3 separate regions of the Homo sapiens genome follow, and regions 2 and 3 are each linked to region 1. The links are chromatin loops, found by intact Hi-C in ENCODE. Cell type or tissue: ascending aorta. All regions are shown on one strand.

What was found. Hi-C counts contacts between places; a loop is a spot of excess contacts. Peaks named below come from ENCODE experiments on the same cell type or tissue, not always from the same donor. Only the 100,000 strongest peaks of a DNase experiment are listed, where the experiment ranks them.
Region 2: a loop joins it to region 1, with 5 times the contacts of the local background. A loop is called at or near these places in 4 of 110 quality-filtered maps.
Region 3: it touches region 1 in a loop (5-fold over the local background); 2 of 110 quality-filtered maps call a loop at or near these places.

Annotation. Positions count from the first base shown.
Region 1 is chr16:2,538,941-2,541,440 of GRCh38, forward strand. The region is part of intron 1 of PDPK1 (3-phosphoinositide dependent protein kinase 1); the gene reads left to right. Among named protein-coding and RNA genes, the nearest start is that of PDPK1, 2.2 kb to the left of the region's middle. RefSeq lists enhancers at 1-176, 1,240-1,329. In ascending aorta, a CTCF peak has its summit at 1,300 (motif pointing right); no DNase peak of the experiment used is centred here; H3K4me3 peaks cover 1,403 bases.
Region 2 is chr16:2,918,524-2,921,023 of GRCh38, forward strand. The region is part of intron 2 of FLYWCH1 (FLYWCH-type zinc finger 1); the gene reads left to right. Among named protein-coding and RNA genes, the nearest start is that of FLYWCH1, 7.8 kb to the left of the region's middle. In ascending aorta, CTCF peaks have their summits at 1,332 (motif pointing left) and 1,532; DNase peaks (open chromatin) are centred at 1,118 and 1,358; H3K4me3 peaks cover 1,022 bases; H3K27ac peaks cover 1,596 bases.
Region 3 is chr16:3,027,333-3,029,832 of GRCh38, forward strand. It overlaps THOC6 (THO complex subunit 6), which reads left to right. Exons shown (of 13, transcript NM_024339.5): 12 at 34-168; 13 at 245-418. The coding sequence ends at 325. It overlaps BICDL2 (BICD family like cargo adaptor 2), which reads right to left. Exons shown (of 10, transcript NM_001369667.1): 6 at 2,213-2,407; 7 at 1,948-2,097; 8 at 1,368-1,498; 9 at 1,016-1,136; 10 at 350-941. The coding sequence ends at 774. Among named protein-coding and RNA genes, the nearest start is that of THOC6, 4.5 kb to the left of the region's middle. RefSeq lists enhancers at 1-413, 2,026-2,500 and a silencer at 942-1,001. In ascending aorta, a CTCF peak has its summit at 1,068 (motif pointing left); a DNase peak (open chromatin) is centred at 1,059; H3K4me3 peaks cover 312 bases.

The DNA of each region.
Region 1 (2,500 bases):
ATTTATGCCTTGTATGCGATGTGCAGTGGGTGATGGAAGAACGTCTACATGGCTTTAACATTTGATTTAAAAGGCAAATATTTTAAATGAAGGAAAACCCAAGAAATTTAATTGATCCCGTGTCTTCCAGGATGCGGCTTTTTTTTTTTTTTTTTTTTGATGGAGTCTCCCTCTCGACGCGCAGGCTGGAGTGCAGTGATGCGATCTCAGCTCACTGCAACCTCCATCTCCCGGGTTCAAGCGATTCTCCTGCCACAGCCTCCTGAGTAGCTGGGATTACAGGCGTATGCCACCATGCCCGGCTAATTTTTGTATTTTTAGTAGAGAAGGTGTTTCGCCATGTTGGCCAGGCTGGTCTGGAACTCCTGACCTCAAGTGATCTGCCCGCCTCGTCCTCCCAAAGTGCTAGGATTACAGGCGTGAGCCACCACGCCCGGCAGATGTGGCTTTTTGATAGGCGTTCTTGATCTTTTTTTTTGTGGGGCGGGGAGTGGGGGGTTGTGAGTCTGTTTGAGAACCTGAGGAAAGGTATGGGCCCTCTTCTGAGAAAAAGGCAGAGTGACGCTGAATTTTGTAACTACGTCAGGAGGCTCTTGAACTTTCTGCAGCTCACTCGTGGACTTTGTAGAGATGCGTGTTAAGGAAGAAGGTTCAGCTGAGAAAAATGTTGAAGGGATGCCTTTCGCTATTTCGACATGTGTGGCTGTACACCAGAGTGGCCCGGGTAACATAAAAACATGAATTAGGCGGATTGGCCAGGCTCAGTGGAGGCTGGGGCCGAGAGTTATGTCGAAGTTTGTGAGGTTAACCTGCACCCAGTGACAGTCATGGCGAAATTTGTGAGGTTAACTCGCACCCAGTAACGCTGTTCCAATGCAAGGTGTGTATTTGGTGTCATCCACGGGAAGAGGAAAGAGCAAATTTTCTCATGGCCTTGGCAGTTCCACATGATGGACATTTCATATCTGCAGTTTTCTTCGCATGAGATGGCTTTTTTGCACAAAAACACTGGAATCCAGTGAGCAAGAATGATAGAATGCAAGATGGATTTCCACATGAGGAAGTGTCACGAACGAGCGTTTTGCATCTGTCAGCTGGATTCCCCCATGTGTACGTATGTGAGAACATGCCGTGTTTCCTGTCTGTAATGGTAGAGGCAGCCCTGATCCTGGATTTTCACCTGAGGATGGATAGATCTTCAGGGTTCAAGTGGGTTTGCATCTGGACTTTAGGGTGGCCCTGTAGGCCCTGTGTGAGAAGCCCCCTTCCCAGTGAACTTTCCCTTGTGTGTCCGCGTGGACAGCCAACAGGGGGAGCAGTGCGAGCGTGAAGGCAGACAGTGGCCTGGCCCAGTCTGATGCTAAGTGGGCCAGAGGCAGTGAGTACCATTTCTTGATCTGACTACTCAAGACAGGCGCTTCCCTAGGTACTTTCACACCTCATTGCGAGGTAGGTGTTGTTCCCATTTTACGGGTGCAGAAGCTGAGCTGCAGAGGCGTTAGGTACCTGCCTCATAAGTGGTAGAGACTCCAGTGTCACCCTGCCCCTCACGTTCGGAGCCCCTGAGGGAGGGTCTGCCGGGCAGCTCAGCCCAGCACTCTGTAAGGAAATCTTCAGTGCCACTGCCCAGGATGTCTTCCCAGGGATTGGGCCTGAATGTCTTGACCATGCCGTGCTGGAGGTAGGAGGGGTGTCTTCATATGGAAGAACTGTACATATTTCTTTGGCAGATGGCTGAACTCTGTGACCCCGGGGCCTGTTTCAGCCTCCTGCTGTCAGAAAGCAGCTGTTTGGGAAGAGGCTGTGATTCGGCCTTGTTTGAGGGCCGATACTCTGAATGGGTGAGGCTTGAAATCCTCCCTTTGGAACAAAGAAACATGTAATGATTTTGCTGAAGGTAGAATTGGGGGACTAGGCAGAGTGGCCTCCTGCCCTCCCTAGGGTGGTTCTGTCTTTTGCAAAGGTGGCTGCATCCTTAGGGGAAGGTGAGGGGAGAAGCAGGGAGCATGGAGAGAAGTGGCTTTCGATTTTCTCTCTCCTTTTGGGGAGTTCCTCCTTATGTGGCTGGTCTGGTGCATAGTGTGATGTATTCCTGTACGCAACGTTGCCCTGACAGCCAGTCCAAGCTGAGTCTAGAGCTGGCAAGGTGAGCTCCCAGTGGTAAGAGGGAAGTGGTTTGTTCTGCTTTTCTGAGATGTGTTCTTATGAGAAGGATCCAGCAGCAGCCTGCAGAGATGTGGGGCCTGAAAAGAGGCCTTGGGCAGCTCTTCTTGACAGGTCTTGGCCCTCTAGACTGCCTTCAGCACAGTTTTGGGGAGAAACAGGGAGTGTTCCTTTTTCAGTCTATGCACTCATCCCCTGAGCCGCCTGACCCAGGGTTTAGATGCTCCAGGGCAGCTGATTGACACCGGTGGGAGACGGAGTCTGGCAAGCAGGTGATGAACTGGGAAGCGCTGCAGAAATGAGGGGGCAAGCGTGGCCAGTCCCTTCTGAGAGGATG
Region 2 (2,500 bases), 380 kb after region 1:
TCCACCTCCCGGTTTCGAGTGACTCTTCTGCCTCAGCCTCCTGAATAGCTGGGATTACAGGCATGCACCAACATGACCATCTAATTTTTGTATTTTCAGTAGAGACGGGGTTTCTCCATTTTAGTCAGGCTGGTCTCAAACTCCCGACCTCAGGTGATCCGCCTGCCTCGGCCTCCCAAAGTGCTGGGATTAGAGGCGTGAACCACCGTGCCTGGCCTTAAATGTTTTTAAGTTATAAACATGTAAAATAAAATTCGCCAATGAATAACAAATATGACCAGAATAGAAAGGAAATAGTAGGAAAGACCAGTGGATTGAGGGCTAGAACGTAGTGTCTTGTCCAAGTAATATTTTGGTCTTTTTTGGAAACAAAAACTTGTTTAGAAAGATAGTCTTTACTGAATTTGTTAATTGGATTTTGCTTTCTTTTTTTTTCTTTTTTGAGGCAGAGTCTCCCTCTTTTGCCCAGGCTGGAGTGCAGTGGCATGATCTCGGCTCACTGCAACCTCCAAAGCAATTCTTCTGCCTCCACCTCCCAAGTAGCTGGGATTACAGGTGCTCACCACCACTCCTGATTAATCTTTTGTGTTTTAGTAGATGTTATCCAAGGTGGTCTCGATCTCCTGACGTTGTGATCCACCCACCTCAGCCTCCCAAAGTGCTGGGATTACAGGCGTGAGCCACCACACCCAGCTGCTCTCTGATATATGCGTGTATATTTATTCATTTGTTTTAATTTTTTGTTTCTTTTTTTTTTTTTGAGACGGAGTCTTGCTTTGTCTCCCAGGCTGGAGTACAGTGGTATGGTCTCGGCTCACTGCAACCTCTGCCCCCTGGGTTCAAGCGATTCTCCTGCCTCAGCCTCCCGAGTAGTTGGGATTACAGGCATGCGCCACCACACCCAGCTAATTTTTGTATTTTTAGTAGAGACGGGGTTTCACCATGTTTGCCAGGATGGTTTCGATCTCTTGACCTCGTGATCCGCCTGCCTTGGCCTGCCGAAGTGCTGGGATTACAGGCGTGAGCCACCGCGTCTGGCCTATTTTTTGTTTCTTGAGATGGGGTCATGTGATGTTGCCCAGATTGGCTTCAAACTCCTGGGCTCAAGCCATTTTCCTGCCACAACCTCCCAAGTGGCTGGGACTACACATACGCACCACCATGCCCAGCTCGAAGTACTACTTTTTGTAAATATAACATTTTGGAAATCCTCTTGAATTTTTTTTCCAACTTGGAAAAATTTCCAAATTCTTGTTTGAAAACATTGCCACCCGTGTAATTTTACCAAGGCAATAGGAACATTTCAGGAGCAACACCACCATCTTGTGGCCATATGGAGTATTGCTGCTGAGGATTTAAATTTGCGCTTCCCCCGTGACGGGTGGTCCTGCCTTATGTAATGGTCCTTTGGAAAGACTCCAGGTGGCCTCTGGTGGGGGCTTCCTGCTCTCGAGGGGGATACAGTAGCAGACATGATTGAACGCAGTGTGTGCTACAGAAAAGCAAGCGCCTTAAAGGCATTAGTTCAACAATGGAAGTAGTTGTGCATTTGAGTGGCAGGATTAGGGGTCATTTTAGTATTATAGTCTTAACATTCTGAAATAGTTTCTATATATTTTTAGAATATGATATTAGAACTTAGAAAATTTCACAACATATAATGCATGCCACCCCTTCTTTGATGAGTAAACCAAACCCAAGAACAAGAAGCTTCTGATGTTTAGTAGAGCACCTGTAATCCCAGCACTTTAGGAGGCAGGTAGGTAACTAGAGGCCAGGAGTTCGAGACCAGCCTGGCCAAAATGGTGAAACTCCATCTCTACTAAAAATACAAAACAAAATTTAGCCATGTGTGGTTTCAGGTGCCTATAATCCCAGCTACTCAGGAGGCTGAGGCCTGAGAATCGCTTGACCCAGGAGGCGGAGGTTGCAGTGAGCTAAGATTACGCCATTGCACTCCAGCCTGGGTGGCCGTGAGACTCTGTCTTAAAAAAAAAAAAAAACACTTTTCCACCAAGAGACCCTTGGAATCTGAGTCATTCTGACCATTGTTTGTTTGTTTGTTTTTGTTTTTTTGAGATGGAGTTTTGCTCTTGTTGCCCAGGCTGGAGTGCAATAGCGTGAGCTCCTGCCTCAGCCTCCCGAGTAGCTGGGATTGCAGGCATATGCCACCATGCCTGGCTATTTTTGTATTTTTAGTGGAGACGGGGTTTCTCCATGTTGGTCGGGCTGGTCTCAAACTCCCCACCTCAGGTGATCTGCCCACCTTGGCCTCCCGAAGTGCTAGGATTACAGGCGTGAGCCACAACGCCTGGCCTTTTTTTTTTTTTTTTTTTTTGAGACAGTCTCACTCTGTCGCCCAGGCTGGAGTGCAGTGGCGCGATCTCAGCTCACTGCAACCTCTGCCTCCCGGGTTCAAGCGATTCTTCTGCCTCAGCCTTCCGAGTAGCTGGGACTACAGGCGCCCGCCACCACGCCCAGTTAATTTTTTGTGTTTTTA
Region 3 (2,500 bases), 490 kb after region 1:
CTGACCCCTGAGCACCTTCCCTGTCCTCTGCAGATTCTGTCAGCTGGCCAGGGCCGCTGCGTCAACCAGTGGCAGCTGAGCGGGGAGCTGAAGGCCCAGGTGCCTGGCTCCTCCCCAGGGCTGCTCAGCCTCAGCCTCAACCAGCAGCCTGCCGCGCCTGAGTGCAAGGTGGGTCCGGCAGGGGCCGCGGAGCGGCTGGGAGGCAGGGGTGTGGGCAGGCCAGTCATGCCCCTCTTTCCTCCAGGTCCTGACAGCTGCAGGCAACAGCTGCCGGGTGGATGTCTTCACCAACCTGGGTTACCGAGCCTTCTCCCTGTCCTTCTGATCTCTGACGACACCCCCAGCCAGCTCAGGGTTTTAGAGTGTTTTTCATTTTCTTTTTTTTTTTTTTTTTACAATAAAGTTTCAGGCTTTTTTACCATGCTCTTTCTTTCTATGAATGGGGGCCAAATCGGTGGAGTGATTTATATATTACTCTGTCCGATCTTGATACATAAATACCCAGCCCCATCCCTGCCCTAGAAAAGATAGACGTATATTAATTCGGAAAATAGCTCTGTTCACCTGCCCCTGCCACCCACCTGGAGCTCCTGCCCCACAAAGCTGGCCCCTGCTCCGGATGAGCCCCTGCTCCCGATGAGCCCTTGCCCAGCATCCTGGGGCGGGGAGGGCATCAGCTTCTTTTGGAAGACAATCTGGGCCCTGTCGCTCCATTGGCCTGAAGAGGAAAGTGAGCCCCTAAGTGGGCAAGGGCAGCCCTCTGGGCCCAGCCGTCAGGTCCTTCGGAAGAGGTTACTGAGAAAGCCACCGGCGGGCCCGGGGCCCAGGCGCAGCGAGAAGCGGGGCGCGGCACGGCGCGGGGTCGACGACGACGCGGAGGCGCTCAGCTCCTTCTGGCGCTGTGAGCGCAGCTGCTGCCCGATCACCACCTGCATGTCGTCCTGCGGGAGGCCGTGGTCGGCTCAGCGCCGGTCCCGCCCCTTGCCCCGCCCCGCACACGGGCCCCGCCCCTCACCTGCCAGGCCTCCAGCTCCTGCGTGAGCGCCACCTTCTGGCGGATGGCGCGCAGCAGCTCCCGAGACAGGGAGTCTCGCTCCAGCGAGACGCGGTTGAGCTGCAGGGACAGCTCCAGGGCCCTAGGCGGGCAGGAGCAGAAGACGCGTTTGAGGGCGCTAGGGCCTCAGGGAGCCGGGGTGGCGGGGGACTTCTGTACCCGGGCGGGAGGAGGGCTGCAAACACCTAGATCAAGGAGGTCAGGGGGCCCCTGGGTGGGAGTGGGGATCATTATAACCCGTATCAGAAGAGGAATCAGGAGCCCAGGAGGGCCCAGAGGGCGCTGGGGCGGTGGTCAATGGCTTGAGGCTTACTTGTTCACGGCCTCGTCCCGGTCTGAGAGGGCACTGTGCAGGGCCTCCCCAGGGTCTTCCTGCGCCCGCAGCTCCTTCTGCCTCTGCAGCTCTTCCCGCAGGGACTGCAGCTCTGCCTGCTGCAGCGAGATCTGTGAGCAGAGGAGGGGGGCCGTGCGGCAGATGGGCCAATGGGCCTCCCTGCTTCTCCCAGCAGCCCCGACTCTGGCTCTCCCCACCCCTCCTCTGCCTGCGACAGACACCCCAGGCAGCCGTGGCCCTGTGCTGGAGACTCCGATATGAGCCCTCTGAGCCCCTCAGGCTGGTGCGGGGTGGGGTGGAGCAGGGTTAGTTGGAGTGGTATAACCCTGCAGGAGGGATGCAGGGAGAAGCATTGGGAGTGGAACTAAGGGCAGAGGTGCTGTCCAGGAAGTCTTCCTGGAGGAGGTGGCATACAGGCTGGCTCTTGAAGTAAGTTTGTTGAGATGAAAGCCGATCCAGGTATAGGGAGCTTAGTGGGCAAAGGCTGGGAGGTGGACATGGGAGACAGAAACTGACAGCTGGAGGGGCCGTGCATCCAGCACCGTGCCCTCTGCCCCACCTCATCTTGCAGCTTGGCCACTTCCACCTCCTTCTCCTCCAGTATCTCCGCTGGACTGAGGGATGTTCGCTTCTTGGGGGGCTCTAAGATCTCTTCCGGGGGTGAAGGCTGGGGGCTGGACGCCTTTCGGGTCTTTGGGGACCGGGTGGTCTGTGGGCCAAAGAAATGGGTTAGTGGTGTGGAGTTTATTGGGGAAAGGAGGAAAGGCGGAGCCTGCAACCCTCTCGATGGCACAGGTAAGGGGGCTGGGGCCCCACGAGCTCACCGGGGTGTCTCCGGGTGCGTCGGCGCCCTGGCCCTGGTCGCCGTCGTCGAGGCTGTGGGCCAGTTCTGACTGCAACGAGGCAGCCGACACGTCGGCGTCCTGGAGGCGTGACTCCTCCTCCAGCTCGGAGACGCGCCGCTGCAGCCTCCGCAGCGCACTCAGCGCCTCCCCAGCCTCTGACCGTGCGCGTTCCAGCTGTGGACGGTCCCGCAGACGGAAGCGCGGGCGGTCAGCGGGACGCACGCAACGCCGACATCCCGCGGCAGGTCCACACGGGGGTGCCGCGGA